Linked DNA regions of Homo sapiens: region 1 is linked to region 2. The links are chromatin loops, found by intact Hi-C in ENCODE. Cell type or tissue: dorsolateral prefrontal cortex. All regions are shown on one strand. Each heading gives the region's core, and the rest is flanking DNA. Links, peaks and the distances in the headings are about the cores only. Region 1 has its middle 17 kb from the start of CIT. Region 2 overlaps PRKAB1 (protein kinase AMP-activated non-catalytic subunit beta 1).

Region 1 (8,410 bases), core at 304-8,303, 220 kb before region 2:
CATTGGTGGGAATTGAACAATGAGAACACATGGACACAGGAAGGGGAACATCACACACCGGGGCCTGTTGTGGGGGTGGGTGGAGGGGGGAGGGATAGCATTAGGAGATACACCTAATGCTAAATGATGAGTTAATGGGTGCAGCACACCAACATGGCACATGTATACATATGTAACTAACCTGCACATTGTGCACATGTACCCTAAAACTTAAAGTATAATAAAAAAAATTATCATACAGATAAACTTGCACGTGTGAAACATACATAAAAGTCACTCTTTGCAGCATTGTTTGATGTAGCGATACATTAGAGACAACCTAAATGCCCATCATTTTTAGGCTGATTAAATAAAGTTTGATACAACCATTCCATGGAATACTATGCAGCTATAAAAGATAAATAAATTGTAGCACTATCAGAGGCTGAGGCAGGAGGATCGCTTGAGCCCAGGGGTTCAAGACTAGCCTGGGTAACATAGCAAGACCACGCCTCTACAAAAAAACACAAAAATTATTTGGTTGTCGTGGCAGGTGCCTGAAGTCCCAGCTACTCAGGAGGCTAAGGTGGGTGGATTGCCTGAGCTCAGGAAGTCGCAGTGAGCCATGATCATGCCTCTGCACTCCAGCCTGGGTGACAGAGAGAGACTCTGACCCCCCCGCCCCCCCCAAAAAAAGAAGGAAATAAAGCAGGAAGAAAGCTAGAAGCTCTTTATGTAGTAATAGAGTTGCCATATATATATATATATATATATTTTTTTTTTTAGTCAGGGTCTCACTCTGTCGCCCAGGTTGAAGTGCAATGGCATGATCACAGCTCACTGCAGACTCCAACTCTTGGCTCAAGTGATCCTCCTCCACCTCAGCCTGCTGAGTAGCTGGGTCTACAGGCACACGCCACCATGCCTGGCTAATTTTTGTATTTTTAGTAGAGACAGGATTTCATTATGTTATTTTTTTTTTTTTTTTGAGACAGAGTTTTGCTCTTGTCACTCAGGCTGGGGTGCAATGGTGCAATCTCGGCTCACTGAAACTTCTGCCTCCTAGGTTCAAGCGATTCTCCTGACTCAGCCTCCTGAGTAGCTGGGATTATAGGCGAAAACCAATACGTCTGGTAATTTTTTTTATTTTTAGTAGAGATGAGGTCTTGGTATATTGCCCAGGCTGGTCTCAAACTCCTAGACTCAAGCAGTCCTCCCTCCTCGGCCTCTCAAAGTGCTGGGATTACAGGCATGAGACACTGCGCCTGGTCAAATATGTGGTTTTTCTATGGAATGTAATTCTGGGAGGAATCACATAAAAGTCGTTCATTGATACCTCCATGAAGAGGAAATGGTAGTCTGGAGGGAGATATTCTCTTTGGATGTGCCTTTTGAGTTTGAACTATGTAAATGTACATATTGCCCAAAAATAAGTAAATAAATGAAAAAGCGGATGACTAATCCCTAAAATTTTGCTCAAGTCTAGTTGCATGGAGTTAAGGTGAAAAGGCAAACAAGATATCTTAGATAGTAATGATTTTGACATTGGTAATGATACTAGTAGCCAATATTTATTCAATGCTCTCTGTATGCCAGGCCTTGATTATAAAATGCATTTTTTTGTGGTAGGCTGCAGAATAGTCCCTCAAAGGATGGCCATGTCCTAATCCCTGTAAATGTTACCTTATTTAGAAAAAGGCTCTTTGAATGGCCGGGTGCGGTGGTTTACGCCTATAATCCTAACACTCCGGGAGGCCGAGCCGGGTGGATTACCTGAGCTCAGGAGTCCGAGACCAATCTGGGCAACACGGTGAAACCCGTCTCTACTAAAAAATACAAAAAATTAGCCGGGCGTGGCGGTGCGCGCCTATAGTCCCACCTATTCAGGAGGCTGAGGCAGGAGAATGGCTTGAACCCGGGAAGCGGAAGTTGCAGTGAACCTTGATCATGCCACTGCACTCCAGACTGAGTGACAAGGCCAGACTCCATCTCCAAAAAAAAAGGAAGGAAAAGCTTTGAAGATGTGATTAAGGATCTTGAGATGGCCAGGTGCAGTGGCTCGTGCCTGTAATCCCCACACTTTGGGAGGCCGAGGCAGGTGGCTCACCTAAGGTAAGGAGTTCAAGACAATCCTAGCCAACAGGGCAAAACCCTGTCTCTTTTAAAAATACAAAAATTAGCTGGGCGTGGTGGCAGGTGCCTGTAATCCCAGCTATTTAGGAGGCTGAGGCAGGAGAATGACTTGAACCTGGGAGGCAGAGGTTACAATGAGCTGAGATCTCACCACTGCATTCCAGCCTGGGCAACGAGCAAGACTGTCTCAAAAAAAAAAATAAAAAAGAAGGGTCTTGAGATGGAGAGATTGTTCTGGATTCTATCAAGCATTTTTTTTTTTCTTTTTTTGGGACAGAGCCTTGCTCAGCCATCCAGGCAGGAGTGCAGTGGTGCAATTGTGGCTCACTGCAGCCTCCACCTTCTGGGCTCAAGCAATCCTCCCACCTCAGCCTACTAAGTAGCTGGGACCACAGTATGCACCACCAAGCCCAGCTAATTTTTTGATTTTTTTGTAGACAAGGTCTCACTGTGTTGCTCAGGCTGGTCTCAAACTCCTGGGCTCAAGTGATCCTTCCAAAGTGCAGGATTAAAGGCGTGAACCACCGCGCCCAGTCACATATATTCTTTTAAGAGGGAGGCAGAGGGAGATCGGACAACATACAGAGAAGGTGACATGAAGACAGAGCAGAGGGAGACTTAAAGATGCTAGGCTTGAAGATTGGAGTGAAACAGCCACAAGCCAAGGAATGCTGGCAGCTACCAGAAGCTAAGTGAGGAAAGGCAAAGATTCTCCTGCTAGAGGCTCCCGAGGGAGTGTATCCCCTGCTGACACGCTGATTTCAGTCCAGCAATAGTGATTTCATATTCCTAGCCTCTAGAACTGTGAGGGAATAAATTTTGTTTGCTTTTAGCCACCACGTTGCTGAAAAATTGTTATAGCAGCCATTAGAAGTGGACACGCATTTCAAAACCAAAGTATTCAACTAAGCCCTCATCTTCATCCCTCACTGTGTTCAGAGCTTTAGGGACACTGCTTTCTTTCAATTTGATACTCAAGGCTCTCTTGCCCTTCCTCCTCCACCTTTATTAAGGTATAATCAACAAATACACATTGTGTACATTTACAGTGTGCAACATGAGGTTTTGATGTACGTATACATGTGAAATGATTAAATCAAACTAATTAACATATTCATCACCTCACCTTTATTTGTAGTGAGAACATTTAACATCTACTTTTTTTTTTTTTTTTTGAGGCAGAGTCTCACTCTGTCACCCAGGCTGGAGTGCAGTGGCACGATCTCAGCTCACTGCAACCTCCAACTCCCGGGTTCAAGCGATTCTCCTGCCTCAGCCTCCCAAGTAGCCGGGATTACAGGTGCCCACCACCATGCCTGGCTCATTTTTGTATTTTTCATAGAGATGGGGTTTCACCAGGATGGACCAGGCTGGTCTCAAACTCCTGCCCTTGGCCTCCCAAAGCAATGGGATTACAGGCATGAGCCACCAAGCCTAGCCAACATCTATTTTTTAGCCAATTTCAAGCACACAGTACATTGTTATTAACTAGAGTCACCATGCAGTACAATAGCTCTCCTGAATTGATTCATCCTATCAAGTGAAACTTTGTACCTTTTGACCAACATCTTCCTGTCAGGGCTCCTTTTCACTGCTGGGTCTTTGAATGTGCTGTTCCCTCTGCCTGGAATATTTTCTCCCACTCTTTCCCTGGTTAACTCCCACCTTTCCTTCTGATATCAGCTCAGAGAGCACTTCCCCAGAAAAACTTTTACAGCTTCATTGCCTAGCTTCAGGTTTGTATACTTCCAGATGGACATTTTCTAAGATAAAGACCCCTGGAAGAAACCCAGGTCGGAGGCAAATTATGTAACATATTTCTTACAACAGCCCAGGGAGGTAGGTGTTGTGATCTTATTTTATAGATGACGAAATGGAGACAAAAAAGAGGTTACATAATTTGCCTACACACAGGTAATAAGGGGCATAGCTAGAAGTTAAACCCAGGTCTGCCAGCTTCAGAGATGTGTGTGTGTGTGTATATAGGTGTGTGTGTATCTAGGTGTGTATGTATATTGTGTGTGTGTATATATGTGTGTGTATGTATATATGTGTGTATATGTGTGTATGTATATATATGTACAGATGTTGGTATGTATATATATGTATGTGTATATATGTATGTATATATCGTGTAAGCATATATATGTGTGTATATTTGTGTATATATGTATGTATAAATATGTGTATACACGTGTGTATGTATATACATATGTATATGTGTATTCATGTGTATACGTGTGTATATGTGTTTCTGTATATGTGTGTATGTGTGTATATGTGTGTATTATATATGGGCATATATGTGTGCATATGTGTATGTGTGTATATATGTGGTTATGTGTATGCGTGTGTGCATGTGTGTATACATATGTGTATTATATATGTGTGTATGTGTGTATATATGTGTGTAAGTATATGGATATGTATGTGTGTGTGTGCATATGTATGTGTGTATATATGGGTGTGTATGTATAATAGATGTGTATGTATGCATGTATATATCTTTGATTAGTTCTGCATCTCTGCATCTCTGGAGAATCCTGAATAATATAGTCTCAGTTTTTCTGTCATTTTAATTTCATTGCTTTTATGAAGTCATGATAACAGATGCTCTTTTAAAATTATTTGAACATTTAGAAATATTAAAATACATATTATTTTTAAATAAAATAAAATAATAGAACCAGGTGCTGTGACATGCATCTGTAGTCCCAGCTACTAGGGAGGCTGAGGCAGGAGGATTGCCCAGGGGTTCAAGGCTGCAGTGAGCTGTGATCATTCCTGTGGATAGCCACCATACTCCAGCCTGGACAATATAGCGAGGCTCTGTCTTTAAATAAAGCAGAATAAAATATTATAAAACAAAAATATTATAAAATAACATTAAACATTTTAAAAAATATTCTTATTTTGCAAAATAAGTTGTTGAAATCCTATGTCAGTCTCACACACACACACACACACACACACACAGAGACACACACACACACATACATTTGGAAATTTGATCATCTGTAAAGTCTCCTAGCCTAGCTTGGGAATCAGCTGGCTTAAACCTATTTCCTTGTGCTTCATTTTGGAGAACATCATGACTCCTTCAGTTTCTGTCCAGTTCTCCCGGGGTGGACCAGGAAATGGAAGTCAGGAGTTCAGAATTAAGGCTATGGAGGGCATATGCTGGCATTCTCCCTTTACGTAATATGTGGGAAGTAAAGAGCTGATGTGACAGCTTCGAAGAACTATGCAAGGAGATGCCACTTCCCACCCATTAGGACGCCTACTGCCAAACAGAAAACAACAAGTGTTGACGAGGATGTAGAGAAATCGGAGCCCTGGTGCATTGCTGGGAATGTAAAATGATGCAGCTACTGTGGGAAACAGAATGGTGGTTCCTTAAATAACTCAAAATAGAATTTCCTTATGATCCAGCAATTCCACTTCGGGAGATATATCCAAAATAATTGAAATCAGGGATTCAAAGAGATATTTGTACATATTATTCACAATAGCCAAAAGGTAGAAGTAAACCCAAGTGCTCATCAACAGATGAATGGGGGCCGGGCACAGTGGCTCTTGCCTATAATCCCAGCACTTTGGGAGGCCGAGGCGGGTGGATCACCTGAGGTCAGGAGCTTGAGACCAGCCTCGCCAACATGGTGAAACCCCCATCTCTACTAAAAATACAAAAATTAGCTGGGCATAGTAGTGCACACCTGTAATCCCAGCTACTTGGGAGGCTGAGGCATGAGAATTGCTTGAACCTGGGAGGTGGAGGTTTCAGTGAGCCAAGATCACACCACTGCCCTCCAGCCTGGGCAACAGAATGAGACCTTGTCTCAAAAACAAAAAACAAACAAACAAAATGATGTCGTGGTGCATGCCTGCCATTCCAGCTACTCAGGAGGCTGAGGTGGGAGAATTGCTTGAGCCCAAGAGTTGGAGCTTGCAGTGAGCCCTGATCACACCCCTGCACTCCAGCCTGGGTGACAGAGCAACACCCTTTCTCAAAGCAAACAAACAACCCCCTTCCCAAAACAGATGAATGGATAAACAAAATGTGGTCTATCCATACAATAGACTATTATTCAGTCTTAAAAAGGAAGGAAATTCTGACACATGCTACAACATGGATGAACTTGTGTTAAGGGAAACAAACCAGTCACAGAAGAACAAATATTATATGATTCCACTTATATGAGATATCTAGAGTAGTCAAAATTTCAGAGACAGAAAGTAGAATGGTGGTTTCCAGGGCTTTGGGGGAGTGGAGAATGGGGAGTTTGTGTTTAATGGGGATGGAGTTTTAGTTTTGCAGGATGAAAAGAGTTCCGTGTATGGATGGTGGTGATGTTTGCACAACCATGTGAACGCATTTACTACCACTGAACTGTACGCTTAAAAATGGTTAAGATGGCATGGCGTGTTGGCTCACACCCATAATCCCAGCACTTTGGGAGGCCGAGGCAGGTGGAGGACCTGAGGTCAGGAGTTTGAGATCAGCCTGGCCAACATGGCCAAAACCCGTCTCTACTAAAAATACAAAAATTAGCCGGGCATGGTGGCGCATGCCTGTAATCCCAGCTACTAGGGGGGCTGAGGTAGGAGGATTGCTTGAACCTGGGAGGTGGAGGTTGCAGTGAGCCGAGATTGTGCCACTGCACTCCAGCCTGGGCAACAGAGCAAGACTCCGTCTCAAAAAAAAAAAAAAAAAAAAGGGTTAAGATGGGCCGAGAGTGGTGGCTCACACTTGTAATCCCAGAACTTTGAGGGGCTGATGTCAGCGGATCACCTGAAGTCAGGAGTTCAAGACCAGCCTGGGCAACATAGCAAAACCCCATCTCTACTAAAAAATACAAAAATTAGCCAGGTGTGGTGGCAGGCGCCTATAATCCCAGCTACTTGGGAGGCTGAGGCAGGAGAATCACTTGAACCCAGAGGTGGAGGTTATAGTGAGCCGAGATCTCGCCATTACACTCCAGCCTGGGCAACAAGAGTGAAACTCCGTCTCAAAAAAAAAAAAAAAAAAAAAAAGTTAAGATGGGCCCGGTGCAGTGGCTCACACTTCTAATTCCAGAATTTTGGGAGGCCCAGATCAGCAGATCACCTGAGGTCAGAAGTTTGAGACCAGCCTGGCCAACATGGTGGCCCTCTCTAGTAAAATGCAAAAATTAGCCGGGCATGGTGGTGCGCGCCTGTGGTCCCAGCTACTCAGGAGGCTGAGGCAGGAGGATCACTTGAACCTGGGAGTTGGAGGTTGCAGTGAGCTGAGGTTGCACCATTGCACTCCAGCCTGGGCAGCAGAGTGAGACCCTGTCTCAAAAAAAAAATTAATTTAAGCAAAGAGCTATGCAAGGCTGGACAGTGTTTTTGCCAATATATACATGCCCCAAATAGAAATCTTTGGGTTCTGTAGATCTTTCTCACACGGAAAGCTGAACTAATGCATCTTGCAGTCAGCCTCTCCAAGTGTTTTCACTTTATTAGAAGTTGAAAAATAGAGAAAACATTACAAAAGCAGTCTAAAAGCAAAAGGAGTAGAAAAGTGCAACCCAATATTATTTATCATGGAAAAGGCCAATCCAGTTAGTCTTAAAGAATGAAACTGCAAACATAATTCTTTGTAATGGATAAGCGTTTAGTCATTAAAAAGGAATGTCTTTAAGGCTGGGCACGGTGGCTCATGCCTATAATCCCAGCACTTTGGGAGGCTGAGGTGGGCGGATCACGAGGTCAGGAGATCGAGACCATCCTGGCTAACATGGTGAAACCTCGTCTCTATTAAAAAATACAAAAAATTAGCCAGGTGTGGTGGCGGGCGCCTGTAGTCCCAGCTACTTGGGAGGCTGAGGCAGGAGAATGGTGTGAACCTGGGAGGCAGAGCTTGCAGTGAGCCGAGATCGTGCCACTGCACTCCAGCCTGGGCGACAGAGCGAGACTCCATCTCAAAAAAAAAAAAAAAGGAAAGTCTTTGACCTCACCTACCTATTCTTGCCTGCACTAACTTTTCTTCAACCTTTCCAGTAGGCCCAATATTAGTGCTTCAAAGATGTCAACATTCCATTCCCTAGAACCCAAGGGTATATTACCTTATAACAAAAGGGATTTTTCAAATGTGATTAAATTTAAAATCTTGAGATGGGGGAGTTATTCGGGATTATCCAAGATGAGATACAAGAGTCTTTATAAGAGGGAAGGAGGGACTGGGTGCAGTGGCTCACGCCTTTAATCCCAGCACTTTGGGAAGCTGAGGCCGGTGGATTACTTGAGGTCAGGAGTTCGAGACCAGCCTGGTCAA
Region 2 (8,220 bases), core at 221-8,220:
TCCCAGAGGCTGGGCCAATCATTGTGTCAACAAATACTCAGCAAGCTCCCGCTGGGAGGCCATTCAGGGTGGCTGCTGAGAGCACCAACTACCAAGGATCTGGCACCAGCCAAGCCTGATGTGACTGCTGGCTCAGCCAGTTGCTGTGTGAGCCTAAGAGGGGTTTTTAAAAAATTAATCAATTTCAAAGATTGACAGATAAAATTATGTATATTTACCATGTACAATATGTTGTTTTGAAATATGGACACATTGTGGAATGGCTAAATCAAGCTCATCAACACACGCAGAACATGCTTACCATGTTTTTGTGGTGAGAACACTTAAAAGCTACTTTTAGTGCACTGCTGATGGGCATGTAAATTAGTACAACCATTATGGAAAATGGCATGAAGGTTCCTAAAAAGTTATAACTAAAATTACCACATGGTCTAGCAATCCCACTACAGGGTAGATACTCCAAGGAAATGAAATCAGCATGTCGAGATATCTGTACTCCCACGTTCACTGCAGCTCTATTCATAATAGCCAAGACGTGGAATCAACGTAGGTGTCCACAATGGATGAATGGATAAAGAAATGAGGTACTGATACACAATGCAGTGCTGCTGAGCCTTACAAAAGGAATCTTGTCATCTGTGACAGCATGGATAAACCTGGAGGACATTAAGTGAAATGAGCCAGGCACAGAAAGACAAATCCCATGTGATGTCACTTATGTGGAATCCAAGAAAGTCGAACTCACAGAAGTAGAGAGTAGAGTGGTGGTTGCCAGCGGCTAGGAGTGGTGGGGGTAGGGAGATGCTGGTCAAAGAATACAACATTTCAGTTAGACAGGAGGAATACGTTCAAGAGATCCACTGTACAACACGGTGACTATTAGTAACAATGTATTCTTGAAAATCTCTAAGACAGTAGATTTTAAGTGTTCTCCCTACTGCTCTGTGCCTCAGTTTCCCCATCCCTAAAATGGGGGTAATAATTGCACCTACTTCACATGGTTGTTGTGAGGCTTGAATAAGAATACACGAAAAGCACTTAAGATTAGTTTGGGGCAAAATAAATGTTAACCCTTTAGTAGTGACAACTGTAACCACAGTTTACATTAGAGCTTAGTGCTACCTTGGACAGAGGGGTCCTGACATTCTCATATTCCCAGCCCCCTGGGCCACTCTCAGCTTGTCTATTCCCAGCAGCAGTCTCCATCAGAGAAGATGGCTAGTGATGCCTCCCTTTTCTAGAAAAAACAAAACCTGGCCAGGCACGGTGGTTCACGCCTGTAATCCCGGCACTTTGGGAGGCCGAGGCGGGTGGATCACGAGGCTAGGAGATCGAGACCATCTTGGCTAACATGGTGAAACCCCATCTTTACTAAAAATACAAAAAATTTGCCGGGCGTGGTGGCGGGGGCCTGTAGTCCCAGCTACTCGGGAGGCTGAGGCAGGAGAATGGCGTGAACTCGGGAGGCGGAGCTTGCAGTGAGCCAAGATGGCACCACAGCACTCCAGCCTGGGCAACAGAGCAAGACTCCGTCTCAAAAAAAAAAAAAAAAAAAAACAAACCTCACTAGCTTAGGAGGGCACTGAAAGTCATCTTACCCACCAACCTTTGTAAAGTTAGAGCTAAGGGAAGCAGTGTCAACTAAGTGCTTCTAAGGCAGAAGCTACATGTCCTTGAAACTCTTCACCTGTGACCTATTTGAGACTGTTGCCAACTCAGTGCTGGAAAGATGGTGGGCCCTGCCAGCTGAGGCGTGCTGTCCTTACCACTGGCCTCTTCTGGGCCTATACCAGGATGGCTACCCAGCTGCAGGGGCACTCCCAGCACAGGAGGTGACCTGAGAAAGGCAAGCCCTGTTGGGTACCCTGTAGGGTAACAAGCACTGAGACCCTGTCCTGGCAGCCCGGCAGGGACCACTGTAGGGACACCTGCATGTGTACACGTGCATTCCTCGTCTCAGCACACATGCCCTCCACTTCAGGGTGGAGTGTTCAGTAGCAGCATGGTTACTTTAAGCACCTCGTAAACAATGCCTCTTAAGAGGTAGCTTGGACCAAGCTGAATTCCTGGATTCCCAAGAATTACGGCTGTGCCATGCATCCCAGAGCTAGGCGGACTGGGCAGGCAATCCAGGTTAGATGGAACAGAAAACAGAATCACAACAGAACTGGCTGTTCTTCAAGATCCAGGAGGACACACACTTCTTTTCTGCATGTAATAATTTCCCGGAGGAGAAATGTGTGTTACCTAGATATCCCAAATTTTGATCCAGGAGTACTGATATTTCTAAAAGCAATTGAATGATTAAAACTAGATTCTAAAATGTGGGGGCCAGAGCATGTAGCTTACTAAGAAGAGATGGTGATACAGTTTGTCATGAAATGTAAATTGAACAGGGCTTAGACTGAGGCAGGCGTGAAGGACAAGGAAGAGTAGTGCAGAAAGGCTTTGCAAGACGAGGCAGCGGTGTCCACACTGGGAACCTCTTGTTATCAGCCCATCCCCACAGCAGAGGTGAACGGCACAGTTCACACTAGGGGGTGACACTGAGCTTGCTCACCAGCTGCTTTGCAAGAGGTGGACACAGGAAAGAAAGCAACTGAACATGACCCACGGCGGATGGTCCGGGCAGATGCCCACATACTTACGGAAATCCCCGTGTCCTTGTTCAGGATGACCTGGAGGAGATGTGGGGGGAGAATAGGGGGTGCCCGAAAGCGCTCTTCGGGTTTGCAGACGTAGGGCTCCTGATGGTAGGGTCCTGGGGGAGAACTGGACAGCTCTGTTGGGAGATGGTAACAGGACTTTACTTTGAAAATCAGGCATTCTAGGAGCAGCCTTACTTATGTTGTCATCATCTCATTTTCCTTGTCTCTTGTTCCCTCAATGCAGATTTACATTCTCTTGAAGGATGCACTGGTTCCAAGAGTGCAGAATAGAGGAGAGGAGAAAACCCTTTTGGAATCTGGGTGACTAGCATACAACTCAGTAGTCAACTCAGATGCCCTGGTGGAAGACACGGCCCAGCCAGTGAGTCTGCGTCAGATCACAAGGAGGCTATTCTCGATAACTTAATCCCACACGCACGGCAGAATAAGACTTCCTTCTCCCTTCAGGCTGGGCTGGCAAAACCACAAAGAAGCTGGAGGCTAAGTGAGGATTGAGTAGCTAAGTCCAAGTTATGGGCACCCCCGGCCGCAATGCAACAGAAGATGAGGCAGTCTGTTTACACAGAGGCCGTGGAGAAAACAGGCTAAACGAGGCACATTTCAAAATGGGGGGGAAAATTGAAAGCCCAATATCTAAAGGCTCTTTAACTCCATTACACTCAAGTTCCTTCCAAACTCTTGCTTGAGTATCTGGATTATTCAGATACACTGAGAAGCTGCTACAAGAGCAGGATTTCATAATGCTAGAACACTGGATAGTGACGTTTGGCCAGCCAGAAGGTACCAAGCCATCATCCAAAGAACGCGTGGGATGGTTCTGGTCGCCAGATCCTGGGACTGGTCCAGGGAAAATCTGCTATGCCCCAGCTCTGCCAATTCCCTCAATGTCATTTTTCAGGGGACAAGCCCCGTTTATGTGACCCAACCATATCACAGCAAGAAACTGAGAAAAGCATGAAGTGCAGAAAACTGAGCCATAAGGAGTAAATAACATTTTGAGGAAGTAAGTGTCGAAACAGAAGTCTGTAGAGAACGTGGAATTAGCTTCGTATCAGTGAGGGGTCCGTTTCCTTTCCCTAGGTGGAAATTTGACTAAAAAGCTTGTAAGTGGCTTAAAATTACATGTATCAGTAAGTTATATATTTTGGAGGATATTTGGGCACACTTCCTCCATTCCCTGATTCTCAACTATCTGCAAAAAAACTAGATGATATCTCTAAAAGACTAATTACCCAGATAAAAGCACAGATTTCGGATTTCCAAGTCCTGCTCAACAAACTGTCAACCACAGTGAGCCCATTGTGATCATTTTACCACTGTGATTTCTGAACTGGTAACAAGAAATCCTGGTGGCAGAACTTCCAGGCCTAACTAGACAATGATGAAGAACTCTCCTGTCAACGAACGGAATCTGTTTTCTTAGGGCGCCAGATATTCTGCCAGGGCATCTTTCCACTGCCTCCCTCAGAGTCCAGGAATTGTTAAGCCCCCGCCTCCAAGAAGGGGAACACTTTAGATCGCAACCCTCTTCCCCCGAACTGTATGAATCATGTTCCAGGTAGTTTCTTCCTGTGGGGCTTGGAGGGAAAGCAATTTATTGAAACCTCGATGCCTGAAAGGCTCTTACAAGATGGAGAAGTTTTACTGGGTCTGTATTTCTGTACCAAATAGCTTCCCATCAAGGAGAGTTGGGCTGTGCAGGCTGTTTCCCGTGGGGAGCCGCATCCTCCCCAAAGGGATTCTGACAAGGTGCTAATGTACCACATAAGTGACTGCTAAGGTCACTGAGGTGTCCATTTACACCTGTCAGGCTGAAATTCTTCAGGCACCACAAGTGGGATGAGACACAGGCTTCCCCAGTGCTGGGCTGTCACTGACTCAGTGCCACCCTCCAGGGCCTCTTCAGCCCTGCCCTTGGCACGAGATCAAGCTATGGTTCCATTTCTGCTGTCTGCGTTCTGTGGCCAAGCAGACCTACTGAATACCTGAGATGACCAGGGAAATGACTTGTAGCTCCCTTAGGGCTAAATTTCAACAACCTGACAGGAATTAAGTTCTGTGGCCTTTAAGTGGGGGCTATAAATGCCTATCTGACTGGGCAGCTTCAGCTCAAGAGAGGCAAGAGAAACAAGAGTATGTCTAGACTGTACAGCCCCCACCTGCACGCATGTGGTATAAAATAACTGTGTTCATACCAGACACATCGGAGCACTTTTGGGAATCCACCATTAAAGCATCAAATACTTCAAAGTCAGTTTTCTTCACTTGAATGATGTTGTTAACTGTGCCAAGCTGGCTGGTTACTATGGGCTGGGAAGAGACAGATAGGCAGAAATCATAACGTGGAAGGTCTGCGGAGTTATTCTTCAGAGGACTTGGAATTCCTGGCTGGAAGGCCTCATCTCCTGGCTAGCCACCCTGCTCATCTTGGTCAAGTATGCCAACTGTCTGACAGGTAGTGCTGCTACTCAGCTCTGCCACACACGGGGACTTTTACTAGCTGGGCAAAGGGACCTAGCGGCAATCTCTTGGGAAGGTGATTTGTTTGGAATGTGCGGGCACCCAGAGGACCAGAGGTGGGAGGAAGAGTACCTCGGAAGGGTCGTGCGTCCACTGACCATCCACAAAGAACTTGTACTGATGCTCTCCTTCCGGCAGATCCAGGATGGCTACAAAGTTATTGTGGCTGCAAGGAAAAAGGAAGCAGAGGACTTCCGTGGGGTGGGCTGCCCCCCGAGCTTACTTGCCAAACCAGCTACAGAACAAAACGTTTCCACATAAAACCAAGAGTTCAGCTGCAGGAGAACAAACATTTTTAGCCCATTTAGACAATTCAGCATAATGACCTCAATCTGAAAAGGCTATAAGGAAGCAGCAGTGCGACACAGTTTCCTGAAAACTCACCTTACTCAAATACCAGGAAACCACATCCCTAATGTTAAAAGGTCAACAGTCAGGCATTTGTGCGTCTCAAGCTCGCAAGGCTCCTGGATGCCAAGGAGGATGACAACACAAGATAAACAGAAGCTGCCTCGTTTTACCCTTTGTCACTTTGCCTTGGGCAGGAGAAGGGATCAATTGAATAGGAAGCTCAAATGTTCTCTAAAGAAACTTGCCTAATGACTGAAAAACCAAACTCCGGAAGAGCCCCTTCACTGGGTTGTTTTGTCCCCTGGCTTGAACTGACCTGTGACTGCTGTGCTGAGTGGCTCCCTCCTTCTCCAATGGAAACGCTGGAAAGCAGGCAGCCCCTGACAATAGGCCTGACACTTTCTCCCTCATTTTATCAAGAATACTCACTAAAGGTGTTCTCTCACTGACAACTTAAGACAGAAGTCCATGCTGGGGTTCCTGATAAAATGTCTTACTATAATCCTTGCTAATGACACCTACATAGCATGTATTTTTCTTTTCTTTTTGGAGACAAAGTCTTGCTCTGTTGCCCAGGCTGGAGTGCAGTGGTGCAACCACTGCTCACTACAGCACTGACCTCTCAGGCTCAAACAATCCTCCCATCTCAGCCTCCCGAGTAGCTGGGGATACAGGTGTGCACCACCATGTCCAGCTAATTTTTAATTTTTTTGTAGAGATGGGGGTCTCACTATGTTGCCCAGGCTGGTCTTGAACTCCTAGCCTCAAGCAATCCTCCTGCCTCAGCCCCCAAAAGTGCTGAGATCATAGGCATGAGCCCCCATGCCCAGCCAACATGTACTTTTCAAACAAAGTATTACGCAGAGTCAAAGTTAGATGAAACCTCAGAGATGATCTGGTCCAATATTCCCTCTTTACAGAAACGAACGCTGAGGCTCAGGTTAACTAACGTTAGGTGACTGACAGCATGGCCAATGTGGGCTCAAATGTGGGTTTCTAAGATTCCAGCCCAGTGCTCCCTTACTGCATTAAGACAGATTTTTGTGTTTCTGTGGAAAAGTCCTGACCGAACAGATAGCTGAGGATCTGAAGTGAAAGATGTCTGTGACACAGAAATATTCTCTTTCTTCTGTACTCTAAACCTAGAGACCACCAAGGTTTAACATTTGAACCTTAAGACTTATTAAGCAAAATTATTTTTCCACTAGGCATCCATTTTATAGAAACATCCATTTTCTGTTCTCTCTCAGAGATGTTTTAGAAAGAAGAGAATTTATGTTAAGACAAATATGTGAACACTCCCCAGGCAATTACCTTCTGGTGAGGGGAAGTTTACTCCAGTTGTTGAAGGACCCAGATAAGTAAACTTCCTTTCCGCCCCCCGTCCATCGAAACACCGTTGGCCGAGCCTGGGCGGGAGCTTTATCATTCACTTCCAGATCATGCTGCCAGGCCAGGAATTCCTCCTTCTCTGGTGCCTAGAAGCAGAGCAGTTTACTCAGAAAGCCATAAGCGAGCTCCCTACAACAGACAATATTGACAATTCATTCTAAAGACGCAGCTGTTACTATCTTGGTTCATGGTTAGGATCGGAAACTTACTAGTGGTGCCTCAGTTTCCTTGCCTGCAAAATAGAAATATATTTTTTAAGGTTGTGAAGACTGAGACAGTCCATGTAAGTGCTCTATATAGTGTCTGACACAGTGAGTGCTAATTATTAGCTATTGTTGTCATTAAAGAAGTTGACATCAAAATTCTAGAAGAAGCTATGAAACACACTTGGAAGGGGCTACTACGAATCCAAGACTAGCTTAATGTCATGTTCCTCCCTTAATCAAGCAAGATTTGAAGTACAGTCATGTGCATGATGTCTTAGTCAACGACGGACTGTGTATATGGTAGTCCCATAAGATTATACCATATTTTTATTGTTATCTTTTCTATGTTTAGATACATTTAAGTACACAAATCCTTAAATATACTTGTGGAATAAGTGTCTACAGTATTCAGTAGAATAACATGCTGTACAGGTTTATAGTCCATAAGCAACAGGTTACACCATATAGACTAGGTGATACGGTTTGGCTCTGCGTCCCCACCCAAATCTCACCTTGAATTGTAATCCCCATAATCCCCACGTGTCAAGGGCAGGACCAGGTGGAGGTATCGATCATGGGGGCGGTTTCCCCATGCTGTTCTCTGACAGTGAGTGAGTCTCATGAGATCTGATGGTTTTATAAGCATCTGGCATTTCCCCTGCTTGCTCTCATTCTCTTCTGCCGTCCTGTGAAGAGGTGCCTTTTACCATGATTGTAAGTTTCCTAAGGCCTCCCCAGCCATGCGGAACTGAGTCAATTAAACCTCTTTTCTTTATAAATTACCCAGTCTCGGGTATTTCTACATAGTAGCATGAGAACAGACTAGGTTTGTGTAAGTACACTCTATGATGTTCACACAATGATAAAATCACCTAATGATGTATTTCTCAGAATATGTCCCTGTCATTAAGTGATGTATGACTGTACATGAAAATTTAAGAGGAACAATTCTAGAGCTGTCAACTTGAAAATAGGCAAATCCAGATTTTGAGGAAGGGAAAAACTACTCACAAAGTTCTGTCTAGGGACTGGGGAATAAAGCAAGACAAAGACTGAACCCTCATTAGGATAAATGATAACCT

What was found. A loop is a pair of places that touch in the nucleus more often than their neighbours do. Peaks named below come from ENCODE experiments on the same cell type or tissue, not always from the same donor. Only the 100,000 strongest peaks of a DNase experiment are listed, where the experiment ranks them.
Region 1: a loop joins it to region 2, with 2.6 times the contacts of the local background. A loop is called at or near these places in 8 of 110 quality-filtered maps.

Annotation. Positions count from the first base shown.
Region 1 is chr12:119,890,434-119,898,843 of GRCh38, reverse strand. No RefSeq gene overlaps it. Among named protein-coding and RNA genes, the nearest start is that of CIT, 17 kb to the right of the region's middle. In dorsolateral prefrontal cortex, for the core only: no CTCF peak of the experiment used is centred there; no DNase peak of the experiment used is centred there.
Region 2 is chr12:119,671,099-119,679,318 of GRCh38, reverse strand. PRKAB1 (protein kinase AMP-activated non-catalytic subunit beta 1) reads right to left here. Exons shown (of 7, transcript NM_006253.5): 2 at 6,855-7,018; 3 at 5,262-5,355; 4 at 4,865-4,979; 5 at 2,649-2,782. LOC124903033 (a long non-coding RNA gene) reads left to right here. Exons shown (of 2, transcript XR_007063485.1): 2 at 2,893-4,919. Among named protein-coding and RNA genes, the nearest start is that of PRKAB1, 7.1 kb to the right of the region's middle. RefSeq lists enhancers at 1-112, 916-1,415, 1,416-1,917. In dorsolateral prefrontal cortex, for the core only: no CTCF peak of the experiment used is centred there; no DNase peak of the experiment used is centred there; H3K27ac peaks cover 8,000 bases.